Linked DNA regions of Homo sapiens: region 1 is linked to region 2. Evidence: chromatin contacts called from ENCODE Hi-C or POLR2A ChIA-PET data. All regions are on one chromosome and are shown on one strand. The core of a region is the stretch at or near the end of the contact, and the rest is flanking DNA. Distances in the headings are between cores, read along the strand shown.

Evidence for each region. Hi-C counts contacts between places; a loop is a spot of excess contacts on that map. ChIA-PET counts read pairs that join two places held with the same protein, here RNA polymerase II (POLR2A). Pooled maps may share reads with other maps.
Region 1: a map of Caco-2 shows a loop between it and region 2 (12-fold over the local background). The contact joins two enhancer-like sites. A Hi-C loop is called at or near these places in 1 of 168 maps with a recorded cell type or tissue (Caco-2), 1 of 37 single-sample maps with no recorded cell type and 4 of 50 pooled maps. POLR2A ChIA-PET finds 5 or more read pairs at or near these places in 10 of 52 experiments (A673, B cell, GM12878 and 7 more).

The regions. Positions count from the first base shown.
Region 1 is chr12:98,609,969-98,614,698 of GRCh38, reverse strand. It overlaps a transcript of IKBIP not described here. Among named protein-coding and RNA genes, the nearest start is that of SNORA53, 13 kb to the right of the region's middle. RefSeq lists an enhancer at 1,701-1,890 and a silencer at 3,842-4,042. Within about 2 kb of position 1,623, at least 5 of the 41 ENCODE cell types and tissues checked have a DNase peak (open chromatin) inside an H3K27ac peak, as active enhancers do.
Region 2 is chr12:98,576,890-98,581,152 of GRCh38, reverse strand. No RefSeq gene overlaps it. Among named protein-coding and RNA genes, the nearest start is that of SLC25A3, 15 kb to the left of the region's middle. Within about 2 kb of position 2,585, at least 3 of the 41 ENCODE cell types and tissues checked have a DNase peak (open chromatin) inside an H3K27ac peak, as active enhancers do.

The DNA of each region.
Region 1 (4,730 bases), core at 374-2,873, 35 kb before region 2:
AGGCATGGATTTAGGAGGCCGAGGTGGGCAGATAACCAGAGGTCAGGAGATCGAGACCAGCCTGTCCAACATGGTGAAGACCCGTCTCTACTAAAAATACAAAAAAAGTTAGCTGAGGTGGGGGCGGGTGCCTGTAATCCCAGCTACTTGGGAGGCTGAGTCAGGAAAATCGCTGGAACCCAGGAGGTGGAGGTTTCAGTGAGCCAAGATCGTGCCACTGCACTCCATCCTGGGTAACAGAACAAGCCTCTGTCTCAAAAAAAAAATTAAAATTAAAAAGAAATATAAAATTTAAGATGAATTTTAAATGGTAAGCTTCTAATACATTTAATCATTGTGATATTATATTTTCTTATAGTGGCAGAAATCTGAAGCTATCATGGAACAATTGAAGTCTTTTCAAATAATTGCTCATCTAAAGCGTCTACAGGAAGAAATTAATGAGGTAAAAACTTGGTCCAATAGGATAACTGAAAAACAGGATATACTGAACAACAGTCTGACGACGCTTTCTCAAGACATTACAAAAGTAGACCAAAGTACAACTTCCATGGCAAAAGATGTTGGTCTCAAGATTACAAGTGTAAAAACAGATATACGACGGATTTCAGGTTTAGTAACTGATGTAATATCATTGACAGATTCTGTGCAAGAACTAGAAAATAAAATAGAGAAAGTAGAAAAAAATACAGTAAAAAATATAGGTGATCTTCTTTCAAGCAGTATTGATCGAACAGCAACGCTCCGAAAGACAGCATCTGAAAATTCACAAAGAATTAACTCTGTTAAGAAGACGCTAACCGAACTAAAGAGTGACTTCGACAAACATACAGATAGATTTCTAAGCTTAGAAGGTGACAGAGCCAAAGTTCTGAAGACAGTGACTTTTGCAAATGATCTAAAACCAAAGGTGTATAATCTAAAGAAGGACTTTTCCCGTTTAGAACCATTAGTAAATGATTTAACACTACGCATTGGGAGATTGGTTACCGACTTACTACAAAGAGAGAAAGAAATTGCTTTCTTAAGTGAAAAAATATCTAATTTAACAATAGTCCAAGCTGAGATTAAGGATATTAAAGATGAAATAGCACACATTTCAGATATGAATTAGTTTGACATTATTGAGATTAGACTAAGGTAATTTTTTTAATGGGACCTCTCATGAGAAGACTGGTAAATCAAAAATAATGATATTTTGGAGCAAAAGTCATTTTATATTTAATCCTATTTTGTACAGTAAAAATAAAACTTTAAAACAGGTTGATTTTCCAAAATAAATATGCTAAAACCTATTTTTGCAACTTTACATAGCAAGAACTTTATCCATCCTTCTGACATACATGTTGTTACCCACACACACACACACACACACACACACACACACACATAGGAGAAGCAGAATGTGCTAGTTAGCATGGGGAGATCTCGAAGGGGCAGGATCTGAATCCCCACTTGCCCTCTCTGGCTGCCAGGGAGCCCAGCATGTGTGTTTAGGGACCTAACTGAAGGGACCCCTCAGGGGACAGGGCTGCGGCATTCATTATCCAGTTAGAGGAAGAGAAACTAGAAAGGTCACAGTGAGCTGCAGGGGAAAAAAAATAAAAGCCTATCTGGGTCCTTCATGGCTTTAGGAAACAGGGAAAGGAACAGTAGTGTCTCGGTCTATTTGGGCTGGTGTATAATAGTATAGCAAGAACTTTAGGTAGCCTGTAACTAACAAATTTATTTCTCACTGTTCTAGAGGCTGGAAAGTCTGAGATCAAGGTACTGGCAGATTCAGTGTCTAGTGTGGGCCCACTTCCTGGTTCATAGCACCTTCTAGCTGTGTCCTCACGTGGTGGAAGGAGCAAGCAGCAATCTGGGGCCTCTTTTATAGGGGCACTAATCCTGTCCATGAAGACTCCTACCTTATGACCTAATCACCTCCCAAATGTCTCACATTGGATTTCAACGTATGAATTTTGGGGAGACACATTCAGGCCATAGCAAGTAGGTTACTTAATAAAAGGGGCTGGAAAGTGGCTTCTAGAGCAAGGGTTGTGGGGGAGGGTGTAGATTGAAGGGGGCTTGCCAAGCCTCAGACAGACTCTGCCTCAAAGCAACACAACTCGTCTGATGAGGATGTGACCAGAAGTAGCCAAAGCAACTAGAAGAGGAGGCCCTAAATCTGGGCGCCGTGGCTCACGCCTGTAATCCCGGCATTTTGGGAGGCCGAGGCGGGTGTAACACCTGAGGTCAGGAGTTTGAGACCAGCCTGGCCAACATGGTGAAACCACGTCTCTATTAAAAATACAAAAATTAGCCGGGCAAGGTAGTGGGCACCTGTAATCCCAGCTACTCGGGAAGTTGAGGCAGGAGAATCGCTTGAACCCAGGAGGCAAAGGTTGCAGTGATCAGACATCCCACCATTGCACTCCAGCCTGGGAGACTGGGAGACAAAGCAAGACTACATCTCAGGGGGAAAAAAAAAAAGGGGAGGGGGGAGCTCTAACAGCATTGGCAAAAGTTTTATCAATTCCAATTACATAAAACTTTAGAAAATGCAAAATAATCTAAAGTGACAGAAAGTAGATCAGTGGTTGCCTGTTGCATTAGGATTCTCCAGAGAAACAGAGCCAATAGGATGGATGGATAGACAGATGATTGATAGGTAGGTAGGTAGGTAGGTAGGTGGGTGGTGGATGGATGGGTGGATAGATTAGATAGATAGATAGATAGATAGATAGATAGATAGATTCTAGGAATTGGCTCACATGATTATGGAGGCCAAGAATCACACAATCTTTCATCTGCAAACTGGAAAACTAGGAAAGCCAGTGGTTTAATTCAGAGTGAGTCTGAAGGCCTGACAACCAAAGGAAGTGATGGCCTAAGCCCTCGTGAAAGACCAAAGGCCCAAAACCAGGAACACTGATGTCTGAGGGCAGGAGAAGATAGATGTCCCAGTTCAAAGAGTAGCAGATTCACCCTTCTGCCTTTTTTCTATCCAGGCCCTCAATGGATGGGATGATGCTCACCCACATTAACGAAAGTGATCTTCTTTATGCAGTCTACCAAGTCAAATGCTAAGCTCTTCTGGAAACACTGTCACAGACACACCCAGAAATAATGTTTTACCAGCTATCTGGGCATCCCTTAGCCCAGGCAGCTTGAAACAAAATTATCCATCACAACTGTAGATAGAGATGGAGACAGGTATAGATTACAAAGAGCCACAAGGAAAAGGAGTGAAGGATGTTTATTATCTTCATTGTGATAGATATATGTCAAAACTCATCAAAGGGTACACTTTTTAAATTTTTATTTATTTTTATTTTTGAGACAGGTTCTCACTTTTTCACCCAGGCTGGAGTGCGGTGGTGTGATCATGGCTCACAGCAGCCTTGACCTCCTGGACTCAAATGATCCTTCCACCTCAGCTTCCTGAGTAGCTGGGACTACAGTCTCAAGCCACCATGCCTGGCTAATTTCTTTTTTCTTTTTTTCTTTTTTTTTCTTTTTTTTGGTAGAGATGGAATCTCCCTATGCTGCCCAGGCTGGTCTTGAACTCCTGGGTTCAAGTGATTCTTCTGCTTTGGCCTCCCAGAGTTCTGGCATTACAGTATACACTTGAAATATTTGTGTTTATATGTGTAATCTCTCATCAATATATGTTTTTAAGTACACTATAATAACCTAAAGTAAACCCACACAGCATTAGCCCCAGTTTCAAATGCCTAGCGTGAAGGATATCCAGATCCACAGAGCTGGTCACCTCAAAAATAAGAGTTTATGAATTCTGTGTGTTTGTTGTTGTTGTTGTTGTTGTTGTTGTTGTTGTTTTGAGACAGGGTCTTATTTTGTTGCCCAAGCTGGAGTGCAGTGGCATGATCATGCCTCACTGCAGCCTCTTGTCTCCTGACCTCAAGCAATCCTCCCACTCAGCCTCCTGAGTAGCTAGGACTACATGAATTCACCACCAACCCTAACTACTTTTTTAATTTTTTTTTTTTTTTTTTTTTTTTGGTAGAGATGAAGTCTGCCTATACTGCCCAGAGTGGTCTCGAACTCCTGAAGTCAAGCAATCCTCCTGCCTTGGCCTCCCAAAATGCTGGGATCACAAGTGTCAGCCACTGTGCCTGGCGAGTTTATGAATTCTCTTTTATTTTTATTTTTTATTTATTTATTTTTGTTTTTTTGAGACGGAGTTTCGCTCTTGTAGCCCAGGCTGGAGTGCAATGGCACGATCTCGGCTCACTGCAACCTCCGCCTCCCGGGTTCAAGTGATTCTCCTGCCTCAGCCTCCCGAGTAGCTGGGATTACAGGATTGCGCCACCATGCCCAGCTAATTTTTGTATTCTTAGTAGAGATGGGGTTTCACCATGTTGGCCAGGCTAGCCTCGAACTCCTGACCTCAGGCGATCCACCCGCCTCAGCCTCCCAAAGTGCTGGGATTACAGGCATGAGCCACCGCGCCGGGCCTCTTATATTTTTTTGAGAGGGAGTCTGGCTCTGTCGCCCAGGCTGGAGTGCAGTGGTGCAATCTCGGCTCACTGCAAGCTCCGCCTCCCGGGTTCACGCCATTCTCCTGCCTCAGCCTCTCGAGTCGCTGGGACTACAGGCCCCCACCACGACACCTGGCTAATTTTTTTGTTGTTGTTTTTAGTAGAGACGGGATTTCACCGTGTTAGCCAGGATGGTCTCTATCTCCTGACCTCGTGATCTGCCCGCCTCGGCCTCCCAGAGTG
Region 2 (4,263 bases), core at 1,336-3,835:
ATATAACTTACACACATCCTCTGGTATATTTTAATCATCTCTAGATCACTTATAATACGCACTATGATGTAAATGCTATGTAAATAGTTGTTATACTGTATTTTTTATTTGTTTTTTTTATTGTTGTATTGTTATTTTTTATTCCTAATATGTTTGATCTGTAGCTGGCTGAGCCCATGGATTCAGAACCCATGGACATGGAGGGCCAACTGTATAACGTACACATCTATATCTATCTATCTATCTATCTATCTATCTATCTATCTATCTATCTATCTATCTGTCATCTATTTCTCTATCATCTCTATCTACCATCCATCTCTCTATATCTATCATCTATCTCTGTCATCCATTTTTTTTGTTTTTTTTGTTTTTTTTTTGAGACGAAGTTTTGCTCTTGTTCCCTAGACTGGAGGGCAATGGCACAATCTCCGCTCACCGCAACCTCTGCCTCCCCGGTTCAAGCGATTCTCCAGCCTCAGCCTCCCCAGTAGCTGGGATTATAGGCATGTGCCAACATGCCCAGCTAATTTTGTATTTTAGTAGAGACAGGGTTTCTCCATGTTGGTCAGGCTGGTCTCAAACTCCTGACCTCAGGTGATCTGCCTGCCTTGGCCTCCCAAAGTGCTGAGATTAGAGGCGTAAGCCACCATGCCTGGCCAATTTCTTTTTTTTTTTTTTTCTTTTGAGACGGAGTCTTGCTCTTGTCGCCCAGGCTGGAGTGCAATGTGGCACAATCTCGGCTCACTGCAACCTCCACCTCCTGGGTTCAAGCGATTCTCTTGCCCCAGCATTCCAAGTAGCTAGGATTACAGGCACCTGCCACTACGCCCGGCTAGATTTTTGTATTTTAGTAAAGACGAGGTTTCACCATGTTGGCCAGGCTGGTCTCTAACTCCTGACCTCAGGTGATCCGCCCACCTCGGCCTCTCAATGTGCTGGGATTACAGGTGTGAGCAACCACGCCCAGCCTCATCCATTTATTTCTGTCTATGCATCTCTGTCTATCATGCCTATCTATCTATCTATCTATCTATCTATCTATCTATCTATCTATCATCTATCTCTGTCATCCATTGATCTATATCTCTGCCATCCACTTATCTCTATCCATCTCTATCATTCATCTCCATCTATCTGATCTATCTCTATCATCCATCAATCTATATCTATCTTTGTCTGTCATCCATTTATCTCTATCCATCTTTATCCTATCATCTATCTATCTATCTATCTATCTATCTATCTATGTCTATCATCTAACTTTTCTTTTAAAAACCATGAGTTCTGAATGGGCACAGTGGCTCACGTCTGTAATCCCAACACTTTGGGAGCCCGAGGCAGGGGGATTGCTTGAGGTCAGGAGCTCGAGACCAGCCTGGCCAACATGGTGAAACCCTGACTCTACCAAGAATAGAAAAATTAGCTGGGTGTGGTGGTCACGCCTGTAATCCCAGCTTCTCGGGAGGCTGAGACAGCAGAATCGCTTGAACCCTGGAGGCAGATGTTGCAGTGAGCAGAGATCATGCCATTGCACTCCAGCCTGAGTGACAGAGTGAGACTCTAAGAAAAAAACAAAACAAAACAAAAAACCACATGAGTTCACACTGATATCTCCAATTTCAAATCTTCAAATCACAACACCACAGGGTTCATTCCAGTCTATTTTTCTTTCCACATTTGTAACCCCCTTCTCTGACAGAGATAATAAACCTGGCTTTCATTATCTTCAATACGTTTACTTACTTATTACCCCCGTATGTAACCAACTTCCTAACCCTGCTGGGTGCCTCCTTGGTACCAACCTTACAGGTCTCACTGGCCGTGCCCTGCCTGAAGAGAAGAAAATAATTATAATAATAGTAATAATAATGTTTTTTAAAGACAAGAAAAAGGAATAAGAGGGAAGAGAAAGAGGAATGGTAAGTCGATATGGCTATCTTGAATGAACGAATTAACCTAAAATCTTAACAATATAACACAATAAATAATGCAATAACATTTCTTGCTCCTGTAAGGTTTGGTGCTGATCAGGTGGTTTTCCAGAGAACTCTCCCTGAAGCGGTGACTCAGGGATTCAAGCTGCTTTCATTTTATGGTTCTGCCACCTCTACATGACCTCTACAGGTTCAGCTAAAGGGGAAGAGGTGGAACAAGAAGGCACATCTGCACTCAACTGCCTCAGAGTAAAAGTGACACATCACTTCCATTTATGTTCTTTTGGCAAGAATTAATCCTGTGACACCACCCAGGTACACAGGACTGAGAAAATATGGAGGAGCACATGGATTTTCAGATAGTACTAACAGTCTCCTCCACACTCAATAGATACATTGGAATGGATTTTGAATCTAGATAACATAAGCTATGTGTAGCTTCCTGGTGGACATTCTTAGAAGGTAACAATGAGGTTCACCAGGAAACAATGAGCAAAACTATTATATCCAACTTTTAGTTATAAGGTAGTGAAATGCAACAGTCATCCATAAAATATGATTTTGGTTTTGGATTAGTTGAGTTAAAGCCATTTTTTCTAGCAGTAGTTAGCAGGATCATGTCTATCACAGCCACACCTAGTCCAAAGGCTAGCATGTTTTTTCCTGGTGGCCGTAGTAAGTATCTGGATGTAATCATTCAGAGTTCATTCAGAAACTACAGTATAAAATACAGCCCTGTGCTTCCTCCTCTAATTATAATTGTTTTTAAATTTTCAAATAATTTCAAACTTACAGAAAAGATGTAAGAATAGTACAAATAACTCATATATACTTCATCCAGATTTACCAGTTTTTAATATTTCGTCACAACTGCTTTAATAGTTTTTTTTCCCATCTATCTCTATGTCTGGCTATCTATTTATCTATCTACCTACTTACCTATTATCCCTCCACCCATCCACCTACCCATATAATTTGAACCATTTGAGAGTAAACTGCAGAGTATACTGTTTAGCCCCTAAATACTTCAGGTACATTTCTTTTTTTTGTGGGGGAGGGGGATGGGGAGAGTCTTGCTCTGACACTCCGGCTTAGAGTGCAGTGGCACGATCCCAGCTCACTGCAACCCCCACCTCCGAGGTTCAAGTGATTCTCGTGCCTCAGCCTCCTGAGTAGCTGGGACTATAGGCATGTGCCACCACACCTGGCTAGTTTTTGTATTTTTAGTAGAGATGGGGTTTTGCCATGTTGGTCAGGCTGATCTCAAACTCCTGGCCTCAAGTGATCTGTCCGCCTCAGCCTCCCAAAGTTCCGGGATTACAGGTGTGAGCCACCGCACCCGGCCTCAGAGTGCATTTCTTAGGGACAAGGATATTCTCTTACATAAGCAGAGTATAATTATCAAAATCAGGAAATTTAATACTAATAATCTAACCTATAATCTACATTCAAAATTTGCTAATTGTCCCAACAATGTCCTTTATTTACAACAATGCCTTTTTTTCTGGTCCGTATCTAATCGTGGATGACACATTGCATTTAGTACACATGCCTCTTTAGCTCCCTTTGCTAAAACTGGACTGCGGTGGCAGCACCATCTCAGCTCACTGCCACCTCTGTTTCCCTGGCTCAAGCAGTCCTACAATCTCAGCCTCCCAAGTAGCTGGGATTACAGGTATGAGCCACCATGCCTGGCTAATTTTTGTATTTTTAGCGGAGATGAAGTTTCACCATGTTGGCCAGGCTGGTCTCAAACTCCTGAGCTCAAAGTGACCCACCAGCATGGGCCTCCCAAAGTGCTAGGATTACAGGCGTGAGCTATGGCACTTGGCCTTATTTATTTATTTATTTTTGCTCACTGTCACCCCTAGATAATTTTTTTTTTATACTTTAAGTTCTGGGATACATGTGCAGAACGTGCAGGTTTGTTACATAGGTATATACGTGCCATGGTGTTTTGCTGCACCCATCATGCTGTCGTCTACATTAGGTATTTCTCCTAATGTTATCCCTCCCCTAGCCCCCCTTTCCCTAACAGGCCCCAGTGTGTGATGTTCCCCTCCCTGTGTCCATGTGTTCTCATCATCCAACTCCTCCTTATGAGTGAGAACATGCGGTGTTTGGTTTTCTGTTCCTGTGTTAGTTTGCTGAGAATGATAGTTTCCAGCTTCATCCATGTCTCTGCAAAGGACATGAACTCATCCTTTTTTATGGCTGCATAGTATTCCATGGTGCATATGTGCCACATTTTCTTTATCCAGTCTATCATTGATGGGCATTTGGGTTGGTTCCAAGTCATTGCTATTGTGAATAGTGCTGCAATAAA